Linked DNA regions of Mus musculus: region 2 is linked to region 1. The links are chromatin loops, found by intact Hi-C in ENCODE. Cell type or tissue: heart. All regions are shown on one strand. Each heading gives the region's core, and the rest is flanking DNA. Links, peaks and the distances in the headings are about the cores only. Region 1 holds the start of Atp6v1f (ATPase, H+ transporting, lysosomal V1 subunit F). Region 2 holds the start of Tnpo3 (transportin 3).

Region 1 (15,502 bases), core at 2,613-10,612:
GGACCAAGCCTGGGTCATTGGGGAATAGTCAACATCTCATCTGTAGAGTAGACCTCTGTTTTGGTTCTTTTCCTTACATGCACATATAGATGAGTCCAGCAGCAGCATGCATGGGAATGTACATGAGTCCAGCAGCAGCATGCATGGGAATGTACATGAGTACAGCAGCAGCATGCATGGGAATGTACATGAGTCCAGCAGCAGCATGCATGGGAATGTACATGAGTCCAGCAGCAGCATGCATGGGAATGTACATGAGTACAGCAGCAGCATGCATGGGAATGTACATGAGTATAGAAGCATACATGCATGGGTATGTACATGAGTATAGCAGCAGCATGCATAGGTATGTACGTGAGTATAGCAGCAGCATGCATGGGTATGTACGTGAGTATAGCAGCAGCATGCATGGGTATGTACGTGAGTATAGCAGCAGCATGCATCCTGCATGGAAGGGGAACAGGTGGATGCCCCTGGACAGTGTTTAGCAGGTGGGCAGAGACTGCACCATTGCTGGACTCCCACTGCTTGCTCACTCTAGCTGCTCACACCCACCTCTCACTGACTGTCCCTAGACCACGCCTTCTCAGAGTGTTTGCCATGTCATTTCAAGCGAGAGAAACATTGCCATGAATCAGAAGCTCTCGGGAGCCAGTCTCCTGGTATGTCGATGAGGATGGCCATAGTGCCTACCATGTGCAGCTGTGATGAGGGATCCCATGCAGAGGCGTGTGGGGGCTGACACGTGTCATGCTGCGGACACCATGACCCATACAATGCATACTTTTGTGATGACCATTTAACACAGCTGGGAAATTCTCATAAAATGGATGTGCTCGTGTGATGGTTAGTTCTGATGCTCAACTTGGCGCCTCTGGGAGTCATGTGGGAAGAGCATCTCAGTGAGGGGTTGCCATGATCAGGGGTACTGTGCCATGTCTGTGGGGTACTATCTTGATTACTTTAATTGGTGTGGACGGCGTTGCTCCCTCAGACTGTATGAAGGTAGAGAAATCTGAGTACTAAGTGTGTGTATGTCTTTTCTTTGCCCCTGGCTTCAGAGGTGACATGACTATTGTTTCAAGCTCCTGCCACTATGACCCCCCCCCACCCCACTCTGATTGGCTGTAACCTGGAATTGGGAGCTAAACCAAACACTTTTACCCTACATTTTTTTAAAAAAAGATGTGTGTGTGTGTGTGTGTGTGTGTGTGTGTGTGTGTTTGCCTGCATACAAGTAAGGGCACTGTCAGTGTGCTGGGTGTCCACAGAGATCAGAAGTGGGTGTAGGATCCTTTGAGATTGGTTTTACAGATGGTTGTGAGCTTCCATGTGCACACTGGGGACCTGACCTGTGTCCTCTGAAAAGTCAGCAGTGCAGGTAGCGGCTGGGTCATCTCCATGGAACCTACTCAGTTGCTTTTCTTAGGCCATTTTACCACAGCAACATAAATAAAAGCATGGCGATGCCTATGTAAGATAAATATGCATTGGCGTCAGAGATAGGAACACATGCCAAGGTCTCTTGTGTCTGGCTCTGCATTCCACCTTTACTCCTTGACACCTCTCCCAGAGTGACCCCAGCATCTCAGGAGGCTCCTGCACAGCCCTGCTCAGGTGTCAGGGCCCTGCATTATTGAGATCAGAGCTTTTGTTCCCTGTCCCTTGTCCTCTACCTCCCTTGAGGCCCCTGCAGCAGATGCAGATATTGAGGAAGGAGAGGACATCTGACCCGTTCTCTTCCCCATGGCACAGGCAACCACTCCTGGGTATCCAAGACTCCCCTGCAGCCCCAAGCAAGCCTTGACCCTGTACCAACTTCTCTTCCAGCGCTCTGCAGATCTAGGCCAGCTTCAAAATGCCTTACAGCAGGTAAGAAAAGCCAAGTGCTGCTTCCAGGGGAGCAGACAGGGGCCTGACTCCACTCTTGATCCCCTCTTCAGGTTCATGAGGGCTGTGACTGTCCCCCAGGGCTGGAGCTACCTATGACACTGCTGGAGATGGAGGGGAGCCAGCGGGCACAGGAGAAGGTAGGGGCTGGCACATGGGAGAAGTAGATGCAGAAGACTGAGTGGATCTCCTCATATTCTCATTTCCCACCCATCTGCAGCTTCTCTGGGACTTGGAGCTGCTGACTGGGGTAGGGCTGGGCCTCTTCTGGCCCCCCTGGGCCGGGTACTGCAGCCAGAGGAGCCAGACTCAGTATGCACAGAGCCAGTGCAGCCAGTCCTGGGGCAGGAGTGTAGATGAAGACTTTGAGCAGCTGGTGAGTGGCTGAGTAGAGGTTCTGTGTGACACTGAGGGAGTCCCAAGGGTAGGGGGTGGGGGGAGTGGAAGGTGCAAGGGCCTTTAGGACTTACAGGTTCAAATATCTGCTTTATGGTTTCCTGTGGTCTCTAAGCTTCTTATAGCCTAGCTATAAATGTGGGTAATGATAGATCCTTCTAGATCTTTCTTCAAAGGCCTTTGGGAGAACTCCTGGACTCACTGGAACAAAAGGGTTTCTACCATACCCAACAAACACCATGCTCTCCTAATCCAAAGACTGAACAGTTAACTAGCTGGTGAAATCAACTGGGGCCATATGCAAGTCTTTCCACGTGGCTCCCCAGAGGGAAGGATGCCACCTGGCCGATCTAAGAGGTCAAAGGCACTGGTGTCCAACATAGCCCTGAGCCAGAGATTCAGAGCGGCTTTTGCCATGGGCTCTCCTCAAGCTGGTCCATCCTTTGGAGAGGTGACTGGGTTCCAAAGCGGAGCTGAGAACTGGGATGGCACCTTAGTCCTGTCACTGAGGTCAGCTTAGGGGCTTCTCAGGCTGAGGCAGCCTCAGTAGTAACAATCATTAGGCTAGCAGTGAACAATACGAAAGAGTTTGATCAACCTTGAGGAAGAGGTATCACAGAGGGCACGAATGCCAGGAGGCAGGACACCTGGGGGCTGGCTCGGAGCTTCCTTCCACACCTGGGGAATGCTATCCTGTGGGTCTGGGCTCACTTGATTCTTGCAGAGTTCCAAGCTGTGTCCTCCACCCCAGGCTGGGGAAGCCCACAGTGAGAGCCACCAGCTCCTGAAGGGGTGAGTCTTGCTCCCCAGGGACTCTACACTCAATGCTACCTCACAGTGACAGAGAACATTCTTCACTCCACAGTCCCCCTAGTGTCCCTCCTCCTGCCTCCATTTCCCAGGATCCACTGGGTGCAGGGGAGGCAGCCTGAAGGGGCTAGGGAGATTAGTGGGGCTAGTCTAGGTTGCCTCCCTACTGCAGCTGCTGAACTCTTACAGGAAGCTGGCTACAGATTCTTCATCTGCTTCAGATCTGGAGGAAGCCAGGAGTGATGGAGACCCAAGGCTGGAGGGCCCCATTATGCCTGCCAAGGCTGTACCTGGTTCATCAACAGGAGAGGGGCAAGAAGCCGGTGGAGCAGGAGTTCCTGGAGCTGGTAAGCCAGACTAGACTGGAAAGCAGGGATACCTTCATCCCAGGTCATTCTTCATCGCACAGCCTTTCATTGGGTGTCAGAGTCAGTTGGGGACGGCAAATAGGTTTTAAAATATATCTGCATTTATATATTTTTGTTTTATTTTTTGAGGCTGGGTCTTGCTGTATAGGTCATTTTAACCTGGAACTTGCTGTAGATTCCAGCCTGGCCTTGAACTCACAATCCTCCTGCTTCATCCTCATGAGTGCTAGGATTACAGGTGTACCTCTATGCTCAACAGAAGTAGGTTTTGTTGCCAGTTTCCAGATTGGCACTGTGTCCAGTGGGATTCTGAATTGAATTTGGAGCTCAGACAGGAGCAGCAGGAAGAAGCAGCAGTTGATGCCCAAGGATGAAGGAAGAGACTAGCAACCTTAGGTGATCTGTCACCCTTATGCCAAGCGCAGGGGCTATACAGAGACACTGGAGGACTTAGTCTAGTCTTTGAGATCACAACCTTGCAGGGAGCAGCGAGCAGAGCATCTTTCTTTTAGATTTCTTTTGTAAATTATGAAGACTTGGCAGTTTTTAAGCCAGCTTCTGGCTTAAATTTTCATCGCAAACTTCTTTTGAGTTTGCTGTCAGAAACAAAGAGCTAAGTAGGATTTTCTTTCATGACAGAGAAAGTAGGGCCCGAACAGTGGGGCTCTTCTGCCATCCTGAACCTCCAGACACAGATAAAGTGTGTGTGTGTGTGTGTGGGGGGGTGTCATTACGCCATAGGGTCCCAGCAAATGGCCCTTCTTGTGGTGTTCTTGGGGGAGGAAAAGTGCAGGTTCCTTAGAGAGGTCTCTTCAGGCTAAAAAGTTGGGGTTGGCCGTTGTAGACACAGGTGACTCGTGGCACTGCATACAGCCCGGGTATGCAGCGCGTGGTAAGACAGTGGGAAGGAAGGTTCAGGAATTGTGACAACTGGAAATATAAGCACTACTTGGGCATCCTCATTTGTATTTTTTGTTTTTTTTTGGGGGGGGGCTTTTTGAGACAGGGTTTCTCTGTGTAGTCCTGGCTATCCTGGAACTCACTCTGTAGACCAAGCTGGCTGTAAACTCACAGAGACCCTCCTGCCTCTGCCTCCTGAGGGCTGGGATTAAAGGCATGGGCCACCACTGCTCAGCTTCAAGCATCTTTATCCTAATCTGGGTGTAAGAGGCCAGATGCCAGTAGACATCGGTCATTGTCTGGCTTTTCACCCTCAGGTTGCTTACATTCGACCAACAGCAGTAGCTTCAAGGAGCCAGGAAACTCAGAACTTAAGGTGAAAGGGTCAGAGGGTCATGGACAAGGGCCCTCTGGGGGCAGAAGGGGTGGAGTCTACCTGGGAGAAAGCTCCTGGGTATGGTGGGGCTTTTGGAGGTAAGAGGGGCCAGTGCTGAGACCTTTTAAACAGCATAAAATGGTTAAGTACACTCAGAGATCAGCAAAAGTGGGTGGGTAGAGGTGGTAGTGATATGATATGGAACCCACTTGGGGAAGAGCAGTCGCGGGGCTACCGCACAAACTTTTTGGGCTCAAAATGCTTTTCCTTCCTAGGACCCAGGCAAGATGGAAGAAAGGAGCCAAGCAGAACCAAACATTCAGAGTTCCTTTGGACAGACTCTCAGAAGTACACAGGAGGGAAAGCTGGGCCAGGAAGGCCCAGAGCCCTCTGACCTGGCTTCCCAGGGCTTGTCAGCTCTCCAAGACCTCTCCAAGGGGCTGGGCTCCGGCCTGAGTCAGGAGAGAGCAGCACCTCAGACACTGCTGACTCCTCAAGGTCACCCAGAGGAGACACCACAGGGTCAGCGTGGCCAGTCACCTCAGGGTTATAAAGGAGAGTCAATTCAGGGACAAGACAAAGGAGTTCCTCAGAGTCAAAGTGAAAGGAAGCAGGCTCAACAGGGCCAGGAATTTAAAATCCCTCCATTGCAGGAAGGCAGTAAGTCAGAAGTCTGGGAGGAAGTTCAGAGAGGAGCCACAGTATGGCGCCAGGAAGAGGACAAGCCTCAGGGTCATCCCAGTGACTTCTGCAAGTCCCCAGAAAAACCCATCCCTCAGCATGTGGAAAAGGGGATAGCAGGACCCCAGGGTGGGAGCACCCAGGTGACACAGGCAGCAGCCACCCAGGAAGGGACGTGGGCTCCTCCCACCCCACCACAGCTCCAAGGCCCAGAAGGAGGGATACTTGTCTCTGAGGCGCAGGAGCGCCAGCCAAGGCTCCCCAGTGCTCTCAGGGAGCAGAGAGTCCCTAGGGACCCCAAACCCTCCAAGGACGCGTGGCCTGAGCCCCGGAACAGGGAGGATGCACTGGCCAGCGCAGGGCAGGAGGTTCTGCAGCGACTGCTAGAGCTGAACGGAGCAGCCAGGCAGCGGCGGCGGAGGGACCGAGAGCAGCAGCGGCTCCGGGTGAGTCCCAAGGCCCGGCCTGCCGGTAGTGGTAGTGGTGGGATTGGGAGGGTTGCCTAGGCAGAGCCCGCTGACTGCCACCTCCCCAGGTCCTGGAACGACTCCGCATCCTTGCGAACCACCATCGCCGGGTTTATCCGCTGGGGCTCCTTCCCAGCGTGGCTCAGAAGGCACCACAGGCAAGAGCCTGGGGAGAGGGGGCGTGGCCACCGCGGCTGTGTCCCCGAAGGGATGAGGCTGCTTCTGAGGGACTCAGCGAGAGGGGCGGGTGCAGGGCGGTCCCCTCTTGGCCACACCTACCCACTCAGAGCTCTTGCCACCTAGGAGGACAGAGCAGGACGGCAACGCATCTTGCGGGAACTGCTGGAACAAGTGCATCGAGGCAGGACTTTGCAGCTGCGGGCACTCGGGGCCAGGTAAGAGGCAGGCAGGGAATGGTAGGTGCCCCCTTTGCCCTGACATTTGATTGACAACCCACCGTCTTCCCAGGAACACCCAGAACTTCCAGGAGCTACTGTCCCCTGGCACTGAGGAGCCTACTCTTGGAGAATAGCTTTGACCCTACCCAACCTGCCCCTTCCCTTGCTGGGTCCCCTGGAGATTTGGAGCTGATGATTAAGGAAAAGGCTAAAGGGGTGACGCTACTAGGTGTGAGATAGTTTTAGAAAGGCCCAGAGGGAACCATTAAGGCCAGGGAGAACACACACACACACACACACACACACACACACACACACACACACACAGAGAGAGAGAGTCTCGAACGCATTCTCGAACGCACACGCACGAACAGAGCAATGAGGCTCCACCAGAAATCCTCTTATTTCTTCTTCTGGTTCCTAAGTGACTGCCAGGCCCAAGCTCAGAGGGCCAGATCTCGAGGGTCCAGGAGTGCAAAGGCACCATTCTTACGGAAGAATGACTCAATTCGGCACATCTTGCAGGAGACCAATTCTTGCTTTGTTGGAGGGCCTGGGAAAAGATGTCAGATACTAGAAATGGGTTTGTGAGAAGGAGGTCTCAGAGCACAGGAGTTTCCCACATAGCCCTGAGACTCTACCCATGTTGTACCTGCCCTGCATAAACAAATAAAAAGGACTTCTGAGAAGTGTGGACTACAGGAAAATCCGTTTGGGTGCTGGATAACTGGACTCAGCTGTCTGCCATGATCATCGGGTTCTAAGATGCTCCACTGGGGTCTTTTTTGGGCATCTAGATGATGGACCACTGCACTCTCTCCCCAGGGCCAACAGGTCAGAGAGTGCCTTTCAGCTACGTTTGTCACAGGGACAAACTGTGGAGACATGGGACTTTCCTTCTACCTCCACCTCACTTCTGGGGCTTCCTCTTTCTTCTGTAGGGAAGGCCGGACCCTTACTTTCATCTCAGAGGAAAACGAGGTCCCTGTGTTGCTCCCCCCACCCATCTTTTCTGCACATGCTCAGGCAGTGGGACACACTCCCTAGGACCTCCTGACCCGTAGGCTAGTGAGTGAATGGATACTCCAGAGCCCTCATCAACCCAATGGCACATACAGCCTTGGTATTTTCCCTACACTTTTGGAAAGCCACCAGGGCTCTCCTGCTTTCTGTCCTGGCCGATGACCTACCTTCAGTCTCTCAGGAAAAAAAAAAAAAAAACAAAAACAGGTGCTCGCCTTCCTGCCGATGCCACCTCTACATGCTGGCCCACCTCCCTACTCCCTTCAGGTAAAATTCCATTCTTAGCTCTGACCTAACTCAGGAAGGCCATGCTTCCACACACAGCTGCCTCGGTGGCATCCTGAACCTACTATGGCCACCACGGACCTGTCTTCAAATACCACCTGCCCTGTCCTCTTCTAATCTCACGAGCAACTACAACAGAATCTGTGGGTCACCCTTGCTTGCCCTCCCTGTCTTATTTAAACCGGCAAGAAGCCCCATGGAGTGGTGTCTAAAACATCCTTGATTTCAGTTCTAATCCTAATCACGTCTTGCCAAGATAACACAGATGCCTAATTCACCTGCCCAGGAGCCTCAGTGTCTCAAATCCAGCATCACTCACTTGTTTAAATCCTCACTAGCTTCCCCTCAAATTAGGACAGAACCCTTCCCCATGTCGTTTAGCCCTCAGCCTTAAACGCCTGCGATAGGCCTGTGCTAATGATCCGGCTGAAGCACACGCTTCCCCACCCCCCACCGTTCCTTCATTTCACAGAGCTTCTATTACATCTATCTCCTTGCCCACAATCTGGCCTTTCCCCTGAATGTTCTCTCCAGCACATGGCAGGCGCTCGGTGTTTGTGAGGGGACTCATTTATGGGAGGTCGGGGCTCACCCAGCTGCCAGCCATATGTGAAGTTGGTGGTGATGGGGAACAGGTAACGCGTCTCTGGCAGATCCAGTTTTCGGGTGTTGAGATACTGGTAGCGCCCCTGCAAGTCGTGGGAGATGCCTTCATACAGCAGGGCTTTGGTGTTAGGCGCAACGGGGTACATATCTGACAGAAAAAGAGGCTCTGGGGCAGGGCTGGGGGCTTTAGACGGGGTTGTTTTGGAGGCTGGTGGTGGTGGTGCGACTGAGGCCTGAGGCAACAGGGTGGGCAGTTTTCGGGGCAGACGGGATGCAGCCTTAGCCTTCTGCTTGGCCTTCACCAGAGTCCCATATTTGCGCTGCCATTCGTAGCGCAACATCATCTCTTTGAGATATTCCTCCTTCCAGAAGTTTTGCCGCAGGGTGTCCATGTTGAGCTGCCTCGACATGGTGGCAAAGGAATGAGCAGTATCAGGGTAGCTATTGCTGAGTGGGCATAGCAAGTGGACAGTGGGTGGCTGCCCTGGGATGGTCACTTAGCAACCAAGCCTTGCCTCACACAGGGCCAGTGTGCTGCTTTGAATATTCTTGGCCCAGGGAGTGGCACTATTAGGAGGTGTGGCCTTGTGGGGTAGGTGGTGTGACACTATATGGGTAGGTTTTATGACTTTCCTCCTAGCCACGGAGGAAACAGTCTGCTCCCGGCTTCCTTTGGGTGAAGAGGTAGAACTGTTTCTCCTGTGCCATGGCTGCCTGGATGCTGCCATGCTCCCGCCTTGATGATAATGGACTGAATCTATGAACCAGCCAGACCTAATTAAATGTTATCCTTGTAAGACTTGTCTTGGTCATGGTGTCTCCTCATAGCAATGGAACCCTAACTAAGAAAGCCAGGATTCTGCCTGCCATTGCCCTTGGTAGAGTCCCAGGTTACCTTTTCTGGGGCAGCCTAGAAAGGCTCACTCAACATCTGATTCCCAGACCTGTAGGCCCCAGGCTCTATGTAGAGCAGGGGTTTTCAACCTTCCTAATGCTGTGACTCTTTAATGCACTTCCTCATGGTGTAGTGACCCCCAACCATAACATTATTGTTGTTACTTTATGACTGTAATCTTCCTACTCATTAATTTAAATATCAGTGATCTCTGATGGTCTTGGGGACCCCTGTGGTTTTGGAGAGCCACAGATTGAGAACACTCATCTAGAATGACAATGACAATCCTAGGCAATTGCTTCTGTCCCTTGGGCAGGCCCCTCCCAGCACCGTGAAGACCCTAGGTGAAGCAGCAAAGGTAGAAAGACTGGGCTCAAACTTTGTCCTCCATCGCTGAAGGCAGTCTCTGATCCAGGTGACCAGTCCTTGAATTATTCCCCCCACCAATTATTCTTCACCTTGCTTTTCCATATTTGCAAGTCTAATGTCCCCCAATGCTGCAACCTTCACGTATCCATACCAGTACCCATTTGGAGAGAATAATTCCTTTAATATCAACAACGATACTATTAACAGCACAGGGAGGAGGCAGTGGAGAAACAGTTGGGCTTTCTTTCTCTACCCAGCCTAGACCTGAACAACCGAACCCCAACAGCTTACGAGCCACTCAGTGAAGAGGAAGGGAGGGGCTGGAAACCAAGGCTTGACACTTAAATAGAGCATGGCAAACCAGGAGAGGCCTGGTGATGAGGAGGGCTGAGGGCTGAGCAGCCCTAGCGCAGGTCTTCAGCGGTGAACATGCCCTTGGCCCTGCGCAGGATGGAGTCTTTGGCTGCATCGTAGGGATGCTCCTTGGACGGGATCTCCAGGACAGCTGGAATGGACCTCTGGTGGGCATCCAGGGCGTGCCGAACCATCTCTGCGATGTACTGGTTGATGAGAATGATGCCAATGTCATCCCTGTTTAGAAATTGCCTGTTGGGGGAGAAGAAGAGGAATTGACAGTGGCCGGAGGTATAAGGCCTTCAGCCTTCTCTTTTCTTGGATGAAGCAACTACACATAGGAGCTCAGAACCACACAGCTCAGGGTTGGAGTCCACACATCAGCTCGTGGAGGGAACTGGTAATGAAGACCAGGGTGCAAGTCAGTGTGTTCTTTAAGCTGCCCCTGTGGAGGAGAGGCAGAGGAGAGAGAAATAGGAGCCCCTCTGTGTCTGCATGAAAGTCTAGAAACACAAGAGCCTTATTAACAAAACAAACCACCACCCACCACCACAAAAAAAAAAATGGAGGAGGAGGAGGAAGAGGAAGAAGAGGAGGAGGAGGAAGAGAAGAGAAGAGAAGAGAAGAGAAGAGAAGAGAAGAGAAGAGAAGAAAGAAAAAGACTAAATGGTAGTGGAGTTCAAGGCCAGCTTGGTCTGCAGAGCTAATTCCAGGACAGTCAGGGAGGGCTACACAAACCCTGTCTTGTAAAACAAAACAAAATTTTCTTATTGATAGAGGTTGAAAGGGTGGGGGTGGCAGGGTGATTCCTTACTGTATACCTTTTGCTTTTTAGTAAATTTTTGAGATAGGGTAAATGAGACCACTGGATGCCTCACATCTATACTGATTAGGGCAGGGGGTGGGCCAGGAGGACATCTGCTGTAAGCCAAAGGCAAGATGGAAAGAGGAAACTCAGCAATGAAGGAATCACCATTTCCAGACAGATACTGTCATTCTGGCCTTCCTCGCATGTGATCACCTCCACACACAGACATGCACACCCATTCAGCTAAGTATTTACTCATTAAAAGTCATTCACTGGGCACCTACTTTGTGTCGAGCATGGAGTAGATTTGGCTTGGTGATTTTAGGACCCCTTCCTGTTGGAAACATGGTAAATCCTTGGAAGTAAGATCTGTCCTCCAGTGGCAATGGAGGTCACTTTACTGGTTTGCTAAGAGATCAGTCTCCCAGGTCAGAGCCTGCCACGCTCCAGGCTGTGGGAACTAGTCTCAGCCAGCATCCCTGGACTGGGCTATTTAGGGGAAACAGGTGAGGGCAGTTTATTCCTGAGATTTGGCATAGTAATTCTAGAAAAGGAATGAGGAAAAAAAATAGAGAGTTGGCACCCTCAATTCTAGTCAACAGTGCACTTTCTGGCTTAAAAGGAATGCCTGCACCCAGTTTTAAAAACTACGACCCAGGGTATGATGTGAAGATCTGAAGTACAAAGTCTTTGGGGAAGGCCATACTTCCCAGATGTTTTGCTTATTGTGCGCAAGACAAATGGAAGCCCCATGGCAGACTGCAGGGAGCTGAATAAACAGAGTGGGTAGTAACTTAGAAGACACAGGTAAAGCTGCTTGTTATCCAAGCCCTGTTACTTGAGTTCAATCCTCAAAGCCCATGGAAAGAAAACTGACTCCACAAGTTGTCTTCTGACCTCCATGTGTGCACACCTACCCACGGACACACACAAACGCCGTAATTAAAAAGAAAGAGTTGACCTGGGTTCTGCCTCCTATGGCTAATGTGCCTGTGCCCTAACCAATTGTCCTTTATTTTTCTCACTAGTAACTGGGAATAACCAGTACCTTACAGGACAATTGTAAGCCTCTAAGATAAATGAAGCGTATACACACACACACACACACACACACACACACACACACGCGCCCACTGTCCGGACCTACGCTGGAGGTGGTTAGTTTTCTTAGTCGAAAAGACTAAGGTTCAGAGAATACGCTACAGAGACCCCGGAAGAGGGCTGAACAAGCCGGTCAGCACTGGCAAGAGGCTCCAGGCGTCCAATTACAGCTGGTGCAGACCATAAGCTCCACTCCCCTCCTAAACTGACACACAATCATGTGATGGGGAAAGTTCGTGGACCTGCGGTAGGCCGGACCCCACTGAGCCCCAAAAGGGAACTTAGATGGCGGAGGCCCCTGCTCAGGGTGGACAGACGACTTCCGGGACCATCCCGGTCCCCATCACCACGTGACACCCAGGTTATCAGGCCACCAATTCTCCCCGTGCTTGTAGCAAGCGGAAGGACCCATTTAGGCCTAACAGGCTACCGTACCTGAAAGTGTCTTCGATCTCATTGATGGTGGTATCCTTCTCCACTACCAGGAAATTAGGGTGGCGGTTCTTGTTTAGCTCCCCTATGCCGCCCAACAGGAAACCAGTCACCGTGTCCTCGTCTCCAATCACCGCGATTAGCTTACCTCTGCCCGCCATCCTGTCCGCCGGGCAGAGCGCTTCCCAAACACCTGTGATGCCCCGCCCCCGCAGAGACCCCGCCCTTCAGTCATGCGCAGTTCCCCGCCTCCCGGGCATGCGCATTTAGCAGGAACTCCGCTTAATCTGCGTACTCTTGCGCCATAGAGGCCAGAAACACAAACCACAGAACTACGTCTCCCAGAAGGCTGAGCGTCACAGGCCTCTCTCTGGCATTCTGTCCTTAATTTCTTCTCTCTTGGAAGAAATGCCTTTTGAACCTAGTGTTATTAGAGACCGAGACTTTAGGGGACATACTTTTTTTTTCTTTCTTTTCAGTGTACGTTAGTTTGGTTTTGGCTTTTTTGAGACAGATGGTTACCTATCTCAGGCCGGACTTGAACTTGCAGTGTAGAAGAGGATAGATCCTATTGCTTCTACTTTCCGAATGCTGGTATTATAGGCCTGCGCCATTACACAAAACAGAACAGTGTGTGCTTGATTTGTTTGACTTAAAAAAAAAAAACATCTTTTTGTTGTTACATTTGTGATTTCGGAGGCAGGTGTAGTGTGGCAGTGGAGCAGGCCACAAGTTTGTGAGGTCATAATACACCCTATGAGAGTCACCTTGAGGTTCATCTGGTCAACCCAGTGCTTTTTTTTTTTTAAAGATAGGTCTCAGGGCTGGAAGATGGCTAGGTGGTTAAGAGCACTGACTGCTCTACTAGAGGTCCTGAGGTCAATTCCCAGCAACCACATGGTGGCTCACAACCATCTGAAGACAGTGTCAGTGTACCCACATATATGAAATAAATAAATCTTATAAAAAGATTTATCCAAATATTAGGATTAGGCCAAACTACCTACCCCCTTTTTTTGGTTTTATTTGGTAGTTTGTTTTTTGAAACCTGCTATATGTAGCCTTTTCTGGCCTGGAACTCAGAATGTAGACTAGGTTGGCCTTGAACTTGCAGCCAGTGGTCCTACTGCATCATCCTCCTGAATGCTGGGACTACAGAAATGCACCACTATTTCCTGTCCATTTGTTTGTTTCAACTCTTGCCTCAGTCTGGGATTACAGACATAGGCTACCATAACTGTCCAAGAACAGGTATTTCCTAGCTGGAAGGTCAAGGTCTGAATCGGTATGATGTACACATGCATGCTAACTATGACATGGCTAACAATTACTGAATATATATTAAATTACCAAAGAAATAGGCAAATGAATGATGACACTATGTAGTGCTGTAGAAACCAAGCAAGGCCTCATGTTAGTTCCTAAATTTAGATAATTGCATAGAAACAATCCTAGCACTTAGGAGGTTTGAAGCAAGAAGATTGGCACAAGCTCAAGGCCAGCTTGGGATATTGTCTTAGGAATGAGAGGGGCACCAGCACATGTGAAGAGGCACTGTGACCAGGGCAACTCTTAGAAAGGTTACATTTAATTGAGGCTGGCTTACAGATTCAGAGGTTCAGTCCATTATCATGGCAGGAAGCATGGCAGCTTGCAAGCAGACGTGGTCCTGGAGGAGCTGAGAGTTCTACATCTCAGTCCAAAGGCAGCCAGAACAAGAGTCTTGATCACATGGGCCAGACATGAGCATATATATGAGACTTCAAAGCCCCACCTCCACAGTGACACCCGTCCTCTAATAAGACCACACCTCCTCCAGTAAGGCCACACCTTCTAATAATGCCACTTCCCGTGGGCAAAACATATTCAGACCACCACAACTATATGTTAAGATTGTCCTGATGGCCCAGTGAGTTATGGCACTTACTACACAGCTCATGACCTGAGTGAACTCTCTAGAACCTACACTGTGGAAGGAGAGAGAAGCAAGTTCTGTAAGTTGTCCTCTGATCTCTCTACATTTGTTTTACAAACACACGCAGAGGCACAGCAAATAACTAATTAAATGCAAACAATTGATTTTTTAAATCTATCACCAAAAAAAAAAAATTTACAAAACAAAACAGGCTGCAGTGGCACTCAGGAGGCAGAGGCAGGTGGATCTCTGAGTTTAAAGCTACCTGGTCTACAGAGTTAGTTCCAGCATAGCCAGGGATACATAGAGAGACCTTTTCTCCAAACACATACACACGCACACCACCACCACAACCACCACAACCACCACCAACAACCAAGCAAACAATCAAAATTAAAGAATCTAGATGTTTTCCTGAGGTCTAAAGGGTCCTCATCACCAGGCTCATACGTTAGAGCTATTCTAGAACCACGTGTGTGCAGAGTCACTGCCAAAGGAGGGAATCAAACAGAAGTGCCGGCTGGAGTGCAGGGCTGATGGTAGGGAAAGTGGACTACATGGAGGTGAGAGATTCTTAGAGCCAGAGTTTTGAGATTGGATGTGTTTGAGCAGCAAGCAAAGAGACCTGTCTTCTAGCCGGGGTACCTGTTGGAATAAGAGTAACAATTCTGCCCATCTTTAATCCCAGCACTCGGAAGGCAAAGGCAAGGGCATCTCTGTGAGTTCAAGGCTAGCCTGCTCTATCAAGCTAGTTCCAGGATAGCCAGGGCTACACAGAGAAATCCTGTCTTGAAAAAAAACCAAAACAAAACAAGAAGTAACATTCCTGAGGGTATAAATTCTGAAATGAGTAGGTTGGAGGGGAAAGGGCCATTGTTTTTCCAACAAAGACAGACAGACAGACAGTCAGTGATGGGGGGAGGAGAACCTTGGGTATGGCATGTTTGACATATCCACATGGTCTAGTCTGGCGGTTGTGTGTATGTCTGGCAGTCAATTTGGATTGTGAACTTGATTGAACTGAAAAGAAACTCTGGTCCTAGGAGACTCATGAGACATACCTCTGGTCTTCCAACAAACAGAGTGTGGTTGGTCCCATCACGTAGGATGGGGCCCAAGACTGAGTTAAAAGGCTAAATATGTCCAATGTGATCTGAGTGTCTTCTGAGCTACCCAGATGTGTTTTCTGTGTCCTGACCCTCCCAGCTTCCTGTAAGCAGCCTTGAGCTCCCACCAACCTAATCAAAGCTTCTTTACTGTATCTTTCCACCATGATAGACTGTAACCTCAAACTGTGAGCCAGAAGAAACCCTTCATTGCCATTAGGTTCTTTCTGTCAGGTATTTCGTCACCAATGTGGCCTGGTTGGCCAGGGATTTGGGGTACACTTGGGTCTCACTCTCCGCTTTACTGTTTCAAGGTTTCATT
Region 2 (15,502 bases), core at 2,727-10,726, 140 kb before region 1:
TTCTGAAACCTCAAAGCCCATCCCCGGTGACGTTATTTCCCAACAAGACCATACCTACCAACCATTCTAAGTAGTGTCACTCTCTGGTGACTAAGTATTCACATATATGAGCATATGAGGTCATTCTTATTTAAACCTTCACACTATTAAACACGAGAACCTGAGTTTGGTTTCCAGAACCCAGGTAAAAGTAGTATATTGTGGTGTGTGCTTATAAATCAGTTCTGGGGAGGCAGAAACAGGATAGGATGGTTGGGGCTTTCTGGATAGCCAGTTTATCCTAATAGTCAAAGTCTCAGGACCCCTTGAAAGAAATTGTTTCAGAAAACCAAGGTGGGAGCTGGAAAGATAGTTTAGCAATTAAGAGGATTTACTGCTGTAACAGAAGATTGGAGTTTGAGAAATAGGCGGTCAGCATCCTCAAAGACTTGCTTTCCCCTTTCCATTTCCAGTTAGCATCCATTGTAGGGAGTCTGATCAAACAGCTGGCCATTCCACAGTTCCAAGGTTTAGTCTTGTCCCTGTAGCCAGATGGTCAGCCTCGAATCTGAGCTTCATGGTGTGGGAGCTTCACCCCCAATGACCACTGCTCTTTCTCCTCATTATCATCTCTCTGCATAGGGGGACTGTCAAATGCTTCCAAGCTTTCTGAGTCTTGCAAACCCCACCTCTCCGTCCAACCAGGTGCCATCTAGGTTACATGTAGATTAAAGGCATTAAGGCAAACCATTAGCAATATGTAACTGGTGAGCAATTTATAATTGTGTGTGCTGACTCCATTTTTAAAGTATGAGGTACTTATAAAATGAACTCTTTTAAGTATAATATAGACTATAAATATGAAGATTATGAAAGTGCTCCCATCTGTCGACACCTCCTGTCCTCTGTTATTTACACTTGTATTAACACTCTACTTCCGACTATAATCAGGCATCTTTGAATTGCTTAAACTCTGTTGAGGCCTTTTTTAATTTTTCTATAGTCATTCTGTAACTTGAATGGAGTGTGTGTGTAATTACAGTGTGATGTAATGAGCAACCTGAGAGTTAACATCAGTAATTAAGACTGGAATAAAAGAACCAATGCTTTCAAATGTTGAGCTGTTGAGGGACATTGGGACTACTTTGCAAATTGTTACCAACGACGAAACAGAGGTAGCTTGTGAATTTATTGTTGTTCAATTTTTTTTTTCATACTGGGTTTTACGTAGCCCAGGCTAATCTTGAACATGCTACATAACTGAAGATAATCTTGGACTTCTGATGCTCCTGCCTCTACCTCTCCATGGGCAGGGCTACAGGCATTCACTACCAGGCCTGGCTTATGTAGTCCTGGGGATTCTTCATGCATCGTAGGCAGGCACTTTACCACTGATTTGGATCCCTGGCCTTTGTCTTCAAGTTTTATTTCTGTTTCTTTGTTGCAGTCAGCCTGGCTGTTTTGTTTTGTTTTGATTTTCGAGACCTGGCTGCTCCACATAGCCCTGGCTGTCCTGGAACTCACTGTTTAGACAAGGATGATATCAAATTCATAGGGATCCCCCCTGCCTCTGACTGAAGAGTACTGAGATTAAAAGGTGAGCTACCACATCCAGCAAGGCTGGGTTATATAATTTTTTCCAAGATATGTTTTTTTTTTTTCTGTGTAGCTCTGGCTATACTGGACTCTCTTTGTAGGCTGGCCTTGGACTCATAGAAATCCATCCGCCTCTGCCTTCCGAGTGCTAGAATAAAAAGCATGCGCCACCATCATCCAGCTTAACATGATTTTTAAAAAAGATTTATTTATGTGTATGTATTATTTAAGTGTATGTAAGTATCTTAGTCAGGGTTTCTATTCCTGCACAGACAACATGACCAAGAAGCAAGTTGGGGAGGAAAGGGTTTATTCAGCTTACACTTCCACACTGCTGTTCATCACCAAGGAAGTCAGGACTGGAACTGTAAGACCCCCTTTTGGGGACCCCCACTCTAGTCTCGGGAGTGTGAGAGCACCCAAAGAAACACGAGGACCCATCTTGCTGTAATTACATGAGGACGTTTAATTACGGAGCTCTGGACCGACATGTATCCCACACAGGAGATAACAGATGCCGGCCACGAGGCTTGAAAGTTAGGGGTCTTTATGGGGTAAGGGGCTTAGGGGTGTGGAATTCAGCATAGCGACACACTATTGGCTTATTCAAACATTAACAGAAAAATTACATGTACGTGCAGGGTGTCAGAGTTCTGTGAGTTGTTGACTCAGTTCAGATAGCCCTGTTATGTCCTCACATTCCCCTTTATCTTATGGTCAAGATGTTCCCAGGAATGTTTTAACTACGGGGCATACCCAGGTTTGTTTTTCTCTTTTCTCAGCCCCAGGCAGCCTCTAGGCTCACAAACAACCAGCAATTTCTGAGTACTTTATATGACTTACAGGTCTTGAAATTTCATCTTTCTTTCAGAACTCAAGCAGGTTAGGAAGCAGGAGTGATGTTACTCATTGGCTTGCTTCCCCTGGCTTGCTCAGCTTGCTTTCTTATAGAATCCAAGACTACCAGTTCAGGGATGGCACCACCCACAATGGGCCCCTCCCCTCTTGATCACTAATTGAGAAAATTCTCCACAGCTGGATCTCATGGAGGCATTTCCCCAACTGAAGCTCCTTTCTCTGTGATAACTCCACCTTGTGTCAAGTTGACACAAAACCAGCCAGCACAGTAAGTGCACTGTCACTGTCTTTAGAAACACCAGAAGAGGGCACTGGATCCCATTACAGATGGTTGTGAGCCACCATGTGGTTGCTGGGAATTGAACTCAGGACCTCTGGTAGAGCAGCCAGTACTCTTGACCGCTGAGCAATCTCTCCAGCCCTGCTGAATATTGTTTTTTATTGGATATTTTACATTTCAAATGTTTCCCCCTTTCCAGGTCTCCCTTATGGAGTCCCCCATCCCATGCCCTCTCCCCGCTGAATATGATTTTTAAGAGAAACTTCTGTAATCTCTTCACTCCTCTAAGCTCTCTGTAACCTATTTATGAATGTATGAAGCATGATGTATGATTCAAAATTTGTATTAGTAATTAAGATTGGACTGGAACTAAAAGAAAATTTTACAATTGCTATAGCCACAACTCTAAGTGAAATTAGGAGTAGTCAGTGATGAAACAGATTTTTTCTCAAAGTCTATTGACATTCGAAACAATCTGACATTGTGTAAAGACACAAAAGTGTCCGTCTATGTTAATGGCACAATTCAGGACAGGAGCACTCTGTAGAGCCACAGTTTAGCTTGCTACTGGACTTGAGGTTCACTGAAAGTCATGACTGTCAAACCTGGAACAGATCTAAGCTTTATGACAATCCCTGGGACAGTTCCTGGAGTATATAGTTGACATTCTCTTTCTCCTGCTACTATAAAAGTAAATTTCTGTGTCTGTGTTTCAGAGAGCGGAGGTCTCTTTCTCCTCTCTGCATTCTGTAGCCACAATCACCACCACATCCAATTTATTCTCTTAAATTTATTTTACACTTCACCATCTCCATCCCTAATTCCTACATTAGGCCACTATGGCTCCTCACCAGGATTGCTGCAATAGTTTATTATTTTTGTCCTTGCCCAAGACATTTAGTGTTGCAAGCTAGGATGCTTTAAGAGAAATCTCTAAGGAGCTTAAAGACACTTAAAGCAATTTCTGTTCACTTACCACCTTAAGCAATCTCTTGAGGACACAAAGATATGTAGGATGTGTTTGGTAAGTATCAAGTCTTTCTTCCAGTTGGTGTAGAATTTTTCAGCCTATAGACTTTATAAAATACACCTTTCTCTTTTTCCTACAGACTTGAACATTTGTTGCCTTTGACTGAAATACTTTTTACATTAGTTTCCTATTCATCCATCAGTCTGGTCTTAGTTTAAAATATTTTTAGATGGCCATCCTACTCCCTTCAATCTAGAGTGTTTCACCTAATTTTTTGGAAACAGGGTCTCATAAGTCACAGATTGGTTTCAAACTTACTAAGTATCTAAAAATGGTCTTGCACTTCTGATCTTCTTGCATCTTACTGTGGAGTGCTGGAATTATAAGTGTGTGCCACCACACTTGATGTAGTGAGGGGATCAAAGCCAGGGCTTTGTACAGGCTCCAGAGCTCTTTACCAAGTGAGTGACGTCCCTAGCCCAAGTTTTAATAACTCTTATTTATTTTTACTCTCTGTGTATTAGTGGTTTTGCCTTCATGTATGTGTGTGCACTATGTTCATGCCTGATGCCTGAGGAGGTCAGAAGTGGGTCCTGGAATTGGAGTTACTATAGAGGAATTTTAGCCCAGCAACATGGCTGTTCTGGCAAGGGATCACATCCAAAGACCTTCTAGGTCTTTGTGATCTTGCTGGAATGCAGATAGGCCACACACCTTTAGTCCCTCTGTTTGGGACACAGACATACCATTAGCACACACTTTTAACTCCAAACAGTGAAAGTAAGGTTAGTTTATAGAAGGAAGCAGCCATGTTTGAAATGACATCTATTCGAGGGGCAGACAAAGTGACAAATCAGAGAAAGATTTGACAGAATGAGTCAAAGGTAGAATACACCAACTCTCACAAGAACTGGAGAGGAAAAGAGGTTACTTAAGAGAGCAACAACAGTATTGGGGGGGGGTTAATGGGACAGTTTTACAGAGACATGTTGCAGAGAAAACAAGCTAGGTGAAGAGTGAGCTAGAGAATAAATAAGGAACCTGAATATTGCCAGAGTTAGTTTGAGTCCAAGCAGAACAATTCGGTGAGAAGCTGAGAGAAGCCAGTTTGAATCAGTCATTTTGAAAAACAATTTTGAGCCAGAACAGTGGAGTTGAACCAGCCAGCCAGAGTTCAGAAAGGACTAGAAAGAGTGAGTTTATTTAGTAGTAAGCCTCCAAGCTGACAATTACATATGGCTAATAAAAGTTACTTTTGCCAGGCATGTGGCACACGCCTTTAATCCCAGCACTTGGGAGGCAGAGGCAGGCGGATTTCTGAGTTCGAGGCCAGCCTGGTCTACAGAGTGAGTTCCAGGACAGCCAGGGCTACACAGAGAAACCTTGTCTCAAAAAACAAAGTTACTTTTACAAGTTACTGATGCTTGTACATTATCACATGAGTTCTGGGAAGCAAGCTTAGGTCCTCTGTGAGAGCAATACATGCTCTTAACTGTAGTGCCATCTCTCTGACTCCTTAAAGTTTTTAGTTTTGATGAATTCCAGTGACCTTTTTCTTTTTTGACTGGTTTTAGTAGCATAGCTAAGAAGTCATTGCCTGATCCAAAGTCATAACTGTATACCTGTTTTCATCCAAGAGTTTTATAGTATTAACTTTTTTGCTTGTCTTTGTTTTTTGTTTGTTTGCTTGCTTGCTTTTGAGACAGGGTTTCTCTGTAAAGCCTTGACTGTCCTGGAAGTCACTCTGTAGACCAGGCTGACTTCATTCTGCATATAAGCTCTGCCTGCCTCTGTTTCCTAAGTACTGGGATTAAATGCATGTTTCACCCTTCACCCCACAACCTCCAGGGCTCCCAGCTCAAATTCCAGCTTTCATTTAAGAATTCTTGTGGTTGCCAGGCAGTGATTGTGCACACCTTTAATCCCAGCACTTGGGAGGCAGAGGTAGGCAGATTTCTGAGTTCAAGGCCACCTTGGTCTACAGAGTGTGTCCCAGGACAGCCAGGGCTACACAGAGAAACCTTGTCTCGAAAAACCACAAAAAAAAAAAAAAAAAAAAGAATTCTTGTGACTAGTTGGGCAGTGGAGGTACATGCCTTTAATCCCAGAACCCAGAAGGCAGAGTTTCTGGACAACCAGAACCACACAAAGAACCCCAGGCTGGCCTCAAATATGCAGCAACCCTCCTGTCTCTGCCTCCCAAGTGCTGGGATTATAAATATGGTCCAGCATGAACAGCTTTAAATTCTCATCTTTTAAAATGAGGTTTAGGAGCTGGAGAGTTGACACACTCACTGATCTTGTAGAGAACCCACACTCAATTCTCAGGATCTATATAGCAGCTCACACGGTAACTCCTCCAGGACCAAGTTGCACATGCATAAATATGTAGGCAAAACACTCATACACATAAAAATAAGTCTTTAAAACTATTTCATTAGAGCTGGGCGTGGTGGCGCACGCCTTTAATCCCAGCACTCGGGAGGCAGAGGCAGTCGGATTTCTGAGTTCGAGGCCAGCCTGGTCTACAGAGTGAGTTCCAGAACAGCCAGGGCCCTCTACACAGAGAAACCCTGTCTCGAAACAAACAAACAAACAAACAAACAAATAAGCAAACCAAAACTATTTCATTAAAAAAGGACTTATTTTGGAAGGTTGTTAATCTTTCACTACATTACATTACATTACACATGGTCAGCCTTCATTAGATACTAACAGTTATTTTTAGTGAAGCAGCAATATTGGGAAACTGGCATGTTAACTGAGGATTGCTAGACAGTTGATTTTGTTTGTCATTTATTTATTTATTTGTTAATTATTTTCTGAGACAAGGTCTCTTTGTGTATTCCTGGCTGTCCAGGAACTTGCTCTGTAGACTAGGCTGGTCCAAACTCAAGAGTTAGGCCTGCCTCTGACTCCAGAGTGCTGGGATTAAACCTGTCTGCCATCACCGCTTGGCTGTTTTTTTTTTTTTTTTTTTTGGTTTTTTTTTTTAAAGAGACAGAGTTCCACGTATTAGAGGCTGGTCTTGAATTCCTCCTGATGGTGTTGTGGCTAACTTCCAAGAGCTGAGATTACAGGCTCTCTTCCTTTCTTTCTTTCTCTCTCTCTCTCTCTCTTTCTTTCTTTTTTTTTTTTTTTTTGAGACAGGGTTTCTCTGTGTAGCCCTGGCTGTTCTGGAACTCTGTAGACCAGGCTGGCCTCGAACTCAAAAATCCGCCTGCCTCTGCCTCCCGAGTGCTGGGATTAAAGGCGTGCGCCACCACGCCCGGCTGAACTGATGTTTCTTAAACACTCCTTGGAGACGGGTGAAGAAGTAGGAACCGGGAGGAAAGACTTTGGATTCCTTGCTGACGAGATAAGATTTGGTCAGGAACGTTAAGAGTAGCCAGACTTGAAGCTCAAATAAAGACTTACGCACCTAGGAGACTGACTACCTTGTGCCTACTTCCCCTTGGTTCTCCTAGTCCGGCAGGGTCACTTCCGGGAGGAGGCGGGGGAAACAAGAGGAGGCGTGCCGGGAAGGAGGCAGTTTGTGGTGCACCAGGCGGAAGTGTGCCAAAGTCTACGGACGGCCACTTCCGGCCCGGGGAAGCCCTGCTTCGGCTCGCTGCGTGGTTCGTGTCATGCGGAGGTAGGCCTCTGCGAGCAAGGCGGGAGGTGCAGAAGCCAGAACCCGTGTCCGGACTCGAGAGTCTGCGATTCTGGCGGGAAGACAAGACAAAAAGGAGGCAGGAACCTGAAAGCGACCTCTCCGCTGTTTCCGAGGGGGCAACTTCCACGAGGAACCCCCCTTCCCTGGTAACGGCCAGAAAGGAGGAGATGGCGCCAGTCAGGGAGCGGCTGTGGCCGAGACAGTGAGGACGCTTGAAGGCAGAGCAAGCGGAAGCCTAGGGAGGAGTATCGGGCTCTTTGCTGTCATCGCCGCCGCTCCCGCCAGCATGGAGGGAGCCAAGCCAACCTTGCAGCTCGTGTACCAGGCGGTGCAAGCGCTTTACCACGACCCGGATCCCAGCGGAAAGGAGCGCGCCTCGTTTTGGCTTGGGGAGCTGCAGCGTTCGGTGAGGTTCGGGGAGAGTCCGTTCTGAGCCGCGCGGGACCAGGGCCGAGTGGGATGGGATGGTTCTCCGCTTGAGTGGAGCGCTTGGCAGTGGGAGATCCTCTTTCCGAAGGAGCTGGTGCCGCGGGGTGGGGCTGAGCAGCCACAGATGTGCTGCCTTTCGGAAACCAGTGGCAACTGATTGGTCACGAACGGGCCCTTTCCCTCGTCTGTGGAATCCGTTTTGTAGTTCTGTACGTCTCGCTTGTGGTCTGGCTCTCCTTTAAGTGCTTTTGGTACACCTTCCGTATTCAAGAGTTGCATCTGGCAATACCTTCCCTTTGGCAGCCTTACTCACCCCTCAGTGTCCCTTGCCGATTTTCATTCGTGTTATTCTCGAAATTTCTCAGGCTTCTAGATTCGTGTTCGTACAAATTTTCTCCTCTCATTGGAGTGCAACGTAATATAAAGAAAAATTAGTTATGGTTTCAGGAAATCTTTGTAGTTCTTTTGTTTTATATCAGATTCCTACTGTATTTCTTCTGCCTGTACGTTTTTATTTGTAAGATGGCTATCATAGCTATATTAATTAGTCCATATTTTTGTGAGCATGTGGTGGAGTGTGTGTTGTATCTATCGTATTTCCACATGTTAAATTTTTGGGCTCATGTTTTTTCATTTTTTGACTCACACTTTGTATTTTCTTCCATGATTTTTCACACTCACCTTTGCTATGTTTTTATTTTTTATGAATTTTAATAGCTTGTGATTTTGCTGACAGTGTTTAGGTTTTAGTCTATGAACTGTGAAATTCTTTGAAAACTAAGGAGCCTCTTAACAGACTAAGTACCTACTTTCTTTTTCTTTTCCTTGTGTTTGGTGCTGGGGATCCAGTCCTGCCTACATCTCTAGCTCTCTCTCTCTCTCTTCACCCTTTATTCATTATTTCATTTTATACTCACAAACATGAAATGCTTGCTCTCCCTTTTCTGTTTAACTCATAACTGATGTTTAATGGTGCTGTATCTTCTTAAATAAGCCCCTAGGTTGCAAGTACATAATTAAAAAAAAATATTTGCCACTTTAACTCTGATGGTTGCATGTAAATGTGACACTCAAGTTCTTGTTTATATTGTGGGAAGACAAATAAAATTTTGCTGGGTGTGGAAGCACTCGACTTTAATCTCAGCTGAGATTAAATCTCAGCAGAGGCAGGCTAATCTCTGAGTTCCAGAACAGCCTGGTCTACAGAGTTCCAGGACAATTAGGGCTAAATGGAGGAGGAAAAAAAAGGTTCAGTGTAGGCTCCCCGTGTAGGCCTCCTGTAGCTTTTAGTTCTGCAGACGAGGGAGTTACAGTTCTCTACAGTTCTTCATACAGTTTTCTATTTTTTTTAAAGGATTTATTTATTTATTATATGTGTATATGCTGTAGCTGTCTTCAGGCACACCAGAAGAGGGCATCAGATTTTTGTTATGGATGGTTGTGAGCCACCATGTGGTTGCTGGGATTTGAACTCAGGACCTTTGGAAGAGCAGTCGGTGTTCTTAACCGCTGAGCCATCTCACCAGCCCCTCATACAGTTTTCTAACATATAAGTAACCTACTAGGTGAGCTCTTCTTTGCTGTATCTACTGATTGTGTTTTAAATCAGTACTGGAGAACCTATCATGGACAAACAAGTTCTAGATGTTGGTAATTGGAAACAAGCAAATGAATCTGTGGTGACCGCATAGTATACTCATGCTGATAATGTAACATGTCCAGAGCTGAGAGACATTCTTCAGCATAGAGCTTAAAGTATGTTAGGATTGAGTTACTCACCTTCCTCTCCTTTAGTTCCAATTATTCTGTGTGTCTATTCATTGTAGAATCTCAACAGGAAGAGATGACCAACTTGACAGAATAATTAGTTGGGAGAATTTTCTTTTTTTCTTTTTTTTTTTTTGGTTGTTGTTTGTTTGTTTTTGTTTTTTTTAATGAGAGATACTAGGGATTGAACCTAAGGCCTCACACATGTTGTGCAAATTGTTAATCTCTAAGCTCTATTCCCATCCTTTTTATTTTTATTTTGATAAAAAAAACTTTTTAAGTTCTCTAGGCTGGCCTTTAACTCACAATATAGCCTCTAAGTAACTAGATGTTGGTAATTGGAAACAAGCAAACAAGCCTGTGCTGACCACATAGTATACTCATGCTGATAATGTAACATGTCCAGAGCTGAGAGGCAGGCCTACAGGTCTCCTTTCCTTTCCATGCCCCAGGCGGGTTTGTTATAAACACACTATACAGCTGCGGGTACACTGTTGTCAGAAGAAATAGAATTATAACCTCTAGCCAAACTGTTATTTTCTTCTGGAAGGAATAGAGAGAGAGGAGCAGTTACTTAGCTTCTTTGAGGGAGAATGACATGTTTCTGGTGACAAAACTTGAGGTCCTTTGCAGTGAGGGAGCTGGAAGAATTTATTTGCTGACTCTGTTCTTCTGGGATTCCTTATAGATCAAGCCAACTAGTATCCAGGGGACATTAGGAAGCAGAGGCAGGTGGATCTCTGAGTTTCAGGCTAGTGTGGTCTATGTAATGAATTCTAGGACAGCCAGAACTATGTGGAGAAACCCTGAATCAAGGTGTGGGGGACGGGAAAGGGGAGAAAGTCTGCTGGAGCAGAAAAGATGTAGAAAAGGGGTGAAGAACACCCAACGTGCTTGTACATCATCATTTGGTCAGCTTCAGGGTGTCCATTTCTTTATTATGTGTTATGTGTGTGGACACACTTGTGTATGTCAGAAGACAACTTGTGGAAGTCAGTTCTCTCATGTGGGTTCTAGATACCTAACTAAAGTGGTCAGGCTGGGCAGCAAGTGGCTACAGTCTGTCTTTCTCAAGTGCCTAACTTGAGCATTTAAATGAACAATCACGTTATCACTTTGGCCTTTTCATTTCTTTATTTTCTTCAGGTCATGTAGTTGTACCCTGGATCTTGTCATTACCAAAATCACTATTCAGATATCCTTCTCTGAGCACAATCCATTAATTACTGTTTTCTGGCTCAAGAATTTCAAGTAACCCTGTGTTTGAATTTTTATTATTTTGCAGTCCTATATAATTTTAATTCTTATCAAAACTTAAGTTTTACTTTAAAATTTAAAAGTCTTTTGTGCTTGCTAGTATCTTTAAAATTTTTTTTGTTTTGTTTTCTATATATATATGCCATTTGTTCCCAAATGTCCACAGTATAAAATGTCCAATATATGTTCATATTGATAACCTATTTTCCTGTTATAGAAAACAGGAAATTTGTTGCCTGAAATAAGCTTGTAGCCCTAAGATTTATCAACTCCCAAAATAGCCCTCACCCCACTGACTTGAGTCAAATATGAATGATCATAGTCTACAAACATGAATTCAGAGTGCCTTTATTTTGTTGTGCGATGGAATTGGTGACATGAGATTGTATTAGTTATGGAACAGGGGAGTGGGGCTGGAGATACAGCTCAGTGCTTAAGAGTCCTTACTGCTAAGAGAGTCAGTGTTTGCCTCCTAGCACCTCTCTGGCAACTCACAACTGCCTGTACTCAAATTCCAGGGCATCTGGTGCTCCCTTCTGTGTACATACTCACACACACACACACACACACACACACACACACACGGGGATTGGGGGGGGGAGAAAGAGAAATTAAAAAATAAAAAGGAAAGTCAAATCTCAGAATTTATGGGTTTTATTGGTGGGCCTTTGGATGAGCAGGTTATAGGAAAGAAACAGGGATACTGCTGTAGGTCTTTTGTTTTCTAGAAGTGTTTTGTTTTGAGACAGTCTTCCTATGTATGCAGCCTTGGCTGGCCTGGAACTCAATGGAAATCTGCCTTCCTCTGCCTCCTAAATGCTAGGATTAAAGGCATGTGTCACCACAATTGGCTCTGAGTAGGTTTTAGGTACTGATAACATTTTTAGCCTTTGGACTGGTAGAAGTTAGTGGTTTGCTAAGAATGTACCTTGAAGTTTGAAGGACAATGAATGGCTATTGAGGGGGTTAAAAATAGTGCAAGATAATTTGGCTCTGTATCTGCATCATTCTAACTTAATATCATCAGAAGTTTTAATCAGCCATTGAGCCTTATAGAGTCTTTAACACAGGTATGGGGTTTTTGAGACAGGGTTTCTCTGTGTAGCCCTGGCTATCCTGGAACTCATTTTGTAGACAAGGCTGGCCTCAAATTCAGAAATCCGACTGCCTCTGCTTGTGCCTCCCCAGTGCCAGGATAAAAGGTGGAGGCCACCATTGAGCTGCCCAGGTGTGGGTTTATTTATTTATTTCCTTTCTGATAACTTTAATATGTAGAATCTTTCATCTGTCTTGGTTCTGTTTCCTAATTAACTGTCCTGGGAATCCCTCTTTAAACACTGTCCTAGGGAATTTCCTTCACCTCTTTCTTGTGTTGGGTCTACTGATAACTGGATTTTATAATATTTTCATGAATTATTCTTTCATTTGGTGGATAATTGAGGTTACCTTAAACCTTTTATTGTCTTTCCATTTGTCTGGAGGTCAGAGGACAACCTTGAGTGTCATTTCAGGAACTAATGTCCAACTCCTTTGAGAGAAAGCTAGTCTGGTTAGCCAGATGGTCCCTGCCTCCCCCATGCTGGTACCTGGCTTTTTAAATGTGGGTTCTAGGGTTCAAACTCAAAACCTTATTCTTTTAAGGTTAAGTTCTCTCCAGCTTTTTTGGGGTGGGGTGAGGGAGATGGGCTAGAGTTTCATTATGTAACCCAGGCTGTCTGAATTGGGGGTCCTCCTGTCTCTGCCTCCTATTAGAATTATAGTGTGCTACAATGTTTAACTCTTTTTTTAATATTCTTTTTTAAAATTTTTAAAAAAGATTTATTTATTATATGTAAGTACACTGTAGCTGTCTTCAGACACTCCAGAAGAGGGAGTCAGATCTTGTTAGGATGGTTGTGAGCCACCATGTGGTTGCCAGGATTTGAACTTAGCACCTTTAGAAGAGCAGTCGGTGCTCTTAATCTCTGAGCCATCTTTCCAGCCCCCAATGTTTAACTCTTGTCTTAACTTTTTCCCTTGGAAATGGTGAAAGGGGGTGGTGGTGGTAGTTGGAACAGGATTTTGCTATATAGTTCAGGTTGGTCTAGATCTTACTGTGGCTTAGGCTAGCCTTGAACTTGATTTTCCTCTCTTTTAGCTTCAGGATGGGCTACCGCCCATGTTGTCCCTTACTGTCTTCCTTTGCTCATTCTTTTCTGGGTCACTTTTACTTTGAGCAGTCTCCTAGTTTTGTGCCTGGAGATTATAAACTAGGCAGCCTGTGTTTAGCTGCTGCGTGGGGGAGTGAGGACAGGTGATGGAACTCAGGTGTGTAGGTTTTCATTTAATTTTGTGTTTTTAGATGATATTCCTATCCTTACTTGAGTCTTTTCCTGGGTATCCAGAGACCCTATTGAGTCTTGCAAGAGTAAACCACAGAGTAAAACCTCCTTTAGGATGGGAAGATAATACATCATTTGCACTGAGTCAAGGAGAAAATCTAGGGCTCTAACTGCTGCTTATACAGAGTTGGTACCTGCCTTTAGTTGTACCTGATGCTTATAGAATTCTGAGCTATGGATTCAGTTTCCCCAGCTAAGTCCATCCTGTCCCCAGGCAGATTTTAGCCTTTTTAGGTTTGTCCCATAAGATTGTGTTCTGAGTGATGGTGGGTGGCGCTTGTCTTTAATCAAAGTACTTGGGAGTTTGAAGCCAGCCTGGTCTACAGAGAGAGTTCCAGGACAGCCAGGGCTATATAAAACCCTGTCTTCAAAAACCAAACAACAGCAGCAGCAGCAGCAGCAGCAACAACAACAAGAAGATTATGTATCTCTCTGGTTTCTAAAGTTTTGGTGCTGTTTCCTTTTTCTTTGTTTTGCCTTCCCTTTTTTCGTTGTTGTTGTTGTTTTGTTTGTTTGTTTTTTGTTTTTTTGTTTTGTTTGTTTTTTTTCCCGAGACAGGGTTTCTCTGTGTAGCCCTGGCTGTCCTGGAACTCACTCTGTAGACCAGGATGGCCTGGAACTCAGAAATCCATCTGCCTCTGTCTCCTGAGTGCTGGATTGCCTTCCTTTTTAGACAGTGTCACCTGTAGCTCAGGATGTCTTTGAAACCTCTGCAACTCCTGATCTTCCTGCCTCTGTCCGACAAGTACTGGGGTTACAGGTGCATTCTCGAAAGTCCAGCTAAGACAGATGTTTTCTTTCTTTAATTTTTAAAAAAATATTTATTTTATTTATATGAGTACACTGTCACTGTCTTCAGACACATCAGAAGAGGGCATTCAATCCCATTACAGAATGTTGTGAGCTACCATGTGGTTGCTGGGAATTGAACTCAGGACCTCTGGAAGAACAGTCAGTGCTCTTAACCATTGAGCCATCTCTCTAGCCCAAAACAGGTGTTTTCTGATGAACCTTTATTTCTCTACAGACTTTTTCACCAAAATTCTTGGAACTCTGCAGCCATGGTTGCCTTCTCTGTGGTAAGGGGATATCACTGATAACTCTAAAATGTTTTAAAAGAAACTAGGTTATTTTGAATTAGATCTGAAAGAAATCCTTATGTAACAGCAGCTTGCATGTTCTGAATATTTAGTTTCCTTGGGCCACTTTCAGTGTGTATACAAAATTAGACAATTTAGAAAGCTATGGGGATCAAAGATTGCCTCTTTCTAGGGCTAATAATTCTGCTGTTTCCTTGTTTTAAGTTGTTGTTTCTTTCATAGAGACGATATGTGGGCTAGAAGTTATCTTAAATTATAGTTTAGATCTGGGGCTGTGGCCCAGTTGGTAGGTTGCTTGTCTAGCATGCATAAAGCCATGGATTTGATTCCCAGTTCTGCATAAACCAGGGGTGGTGGTGCATGCCTGTAATGCTAACCACTTGGGAGGTGGAGATGGGAAGACTGCTACACACTGAGTTTGAGGCCAGCTGACATGAGACCCTAACTTAAAAATGCCAGAGAAAGGTTGGTTCTGTAGTCCTATCTGGAAACTGAATGATGAAAAGTATAAAAAAAAAAAAAAAAAAGATGAAATAAAGTCATGCTTTAGTGGACTCAGTTGATATTTTGGTATATAATTTGTCACATGTCCATGGAAATTTTCTTAAAGTAGCATGTCAGAAAGGTTATGGGCCATGGCTATCAGTTTCTGATTTCTTTTCTATTTCTTTTCCCTTTTGGAATTTTAAAACATTTATTTAGGAGACAAACTCTTAAGAAGCAAGCCTTTCTGCCTACATGGTGTAGCAGCTGTGCTTCTCAGCTGCACATTCACACACAAAAGATTTCAGAATCTTTTTCCTTTCGATCACAGGTTGGTTCATTTTCCTTTGGTGGCCTAATGTGTGTCTTCCAGGATTCTTCTCATCATACTTAGCAGGTACCAGATCAAAGACAGATAATGCAGATTGATGTCCCAGTTTCATCACCTTCTAAGTATGTGACTCTCCAAGTTACCTAGGCGTCTTCTGCCTGGATTTCCTTCTAGAGTATGGATGACCCCAGAGCAGCTGCCCTGGCAAGTCTTCACCTAGCTAAGACTTCCAGTTTGTCTCTAGCAGTTGTATTTTACTTATTTTCTAATTTAGTTTATCTTTTTTTTTTTTTTTTTTTTTTGGGTTTTCGAGACAAGGTTTCTCTGTATAACCCTGGCTGTCCTGGAACTCACTCTGTAGACCAGGCTGTCCTCGAACTCAGAAATCCACCTGCCTCTGACTCCCATGTGCTGGG

Evidence for each region. Hi-C counts contacts between places; a loop is a spot of excess contacts. Peaks named below come from ENCODE experiments on the same cell type or tissue, not always from the same donor. Only the 100,000 strongest peaks of a DNase experiment are listed, where the experiment ranks them.
Region 2: a loop joins it to region 1, with 2.7 times the contacts of the local background. A loop is called at or near these places in 1 of 42 quality-filtered maps.

The regions. Positions count from the first base shown.
Region 1 is chr6:29,464,635-29,480,136 of GRCm38, reverse strand. Atp6v1f (ATPase, H+ transporting, lysosomal V1 subunit F) reads right to left here and starts at 12,354. Exons shown (of 2, transcript NM_025381.2): 1 at 12,163-12,354; 2 at 9,628-10,070. The coding sequence starts at 12,320. The coding sequence ends at 9,869. Atp6v1fnb (Atp6v1f neighbor) reads right to left here and starts at 8,700. Exons shown (of 2, transcript NM_001145360.1): 1 at 8,187-8,700; 2 at 6,708-6,839. The coding sequence starts at 8,610. The coding sequence ends at 6,730. It also overlaps a transcript of Kcp not described here. In heart, for the core only: no CTCF peak of the experiment used is centred there; DNase peaks (open chromatin) are centred at 5,756 and 6,086; H3K4me3 peaks cover 1,393 bases; H3K27ac peaks cover 1,537 bases; H3K27me3 peaks cover 603 bases.
Region 2 is chr6:29,601,608-29,617,109 of GRCm38, reverse strand. It overlaps Tnpo3 (transportin 3), which reads left to right and starts at 7,261. Exons shown (of 23, transcript NM_177296.5): 1 at 7,261-7,744. The coding sequence starts at 7,625. In heart, for the core only: no CTCF peak of the experiment used is centred there; a DNase peak (open chromatin) is centred at 7,199; H3K4me3 peaks cover 2,245 bases; H3K27ac peaks cover 1,321 bases.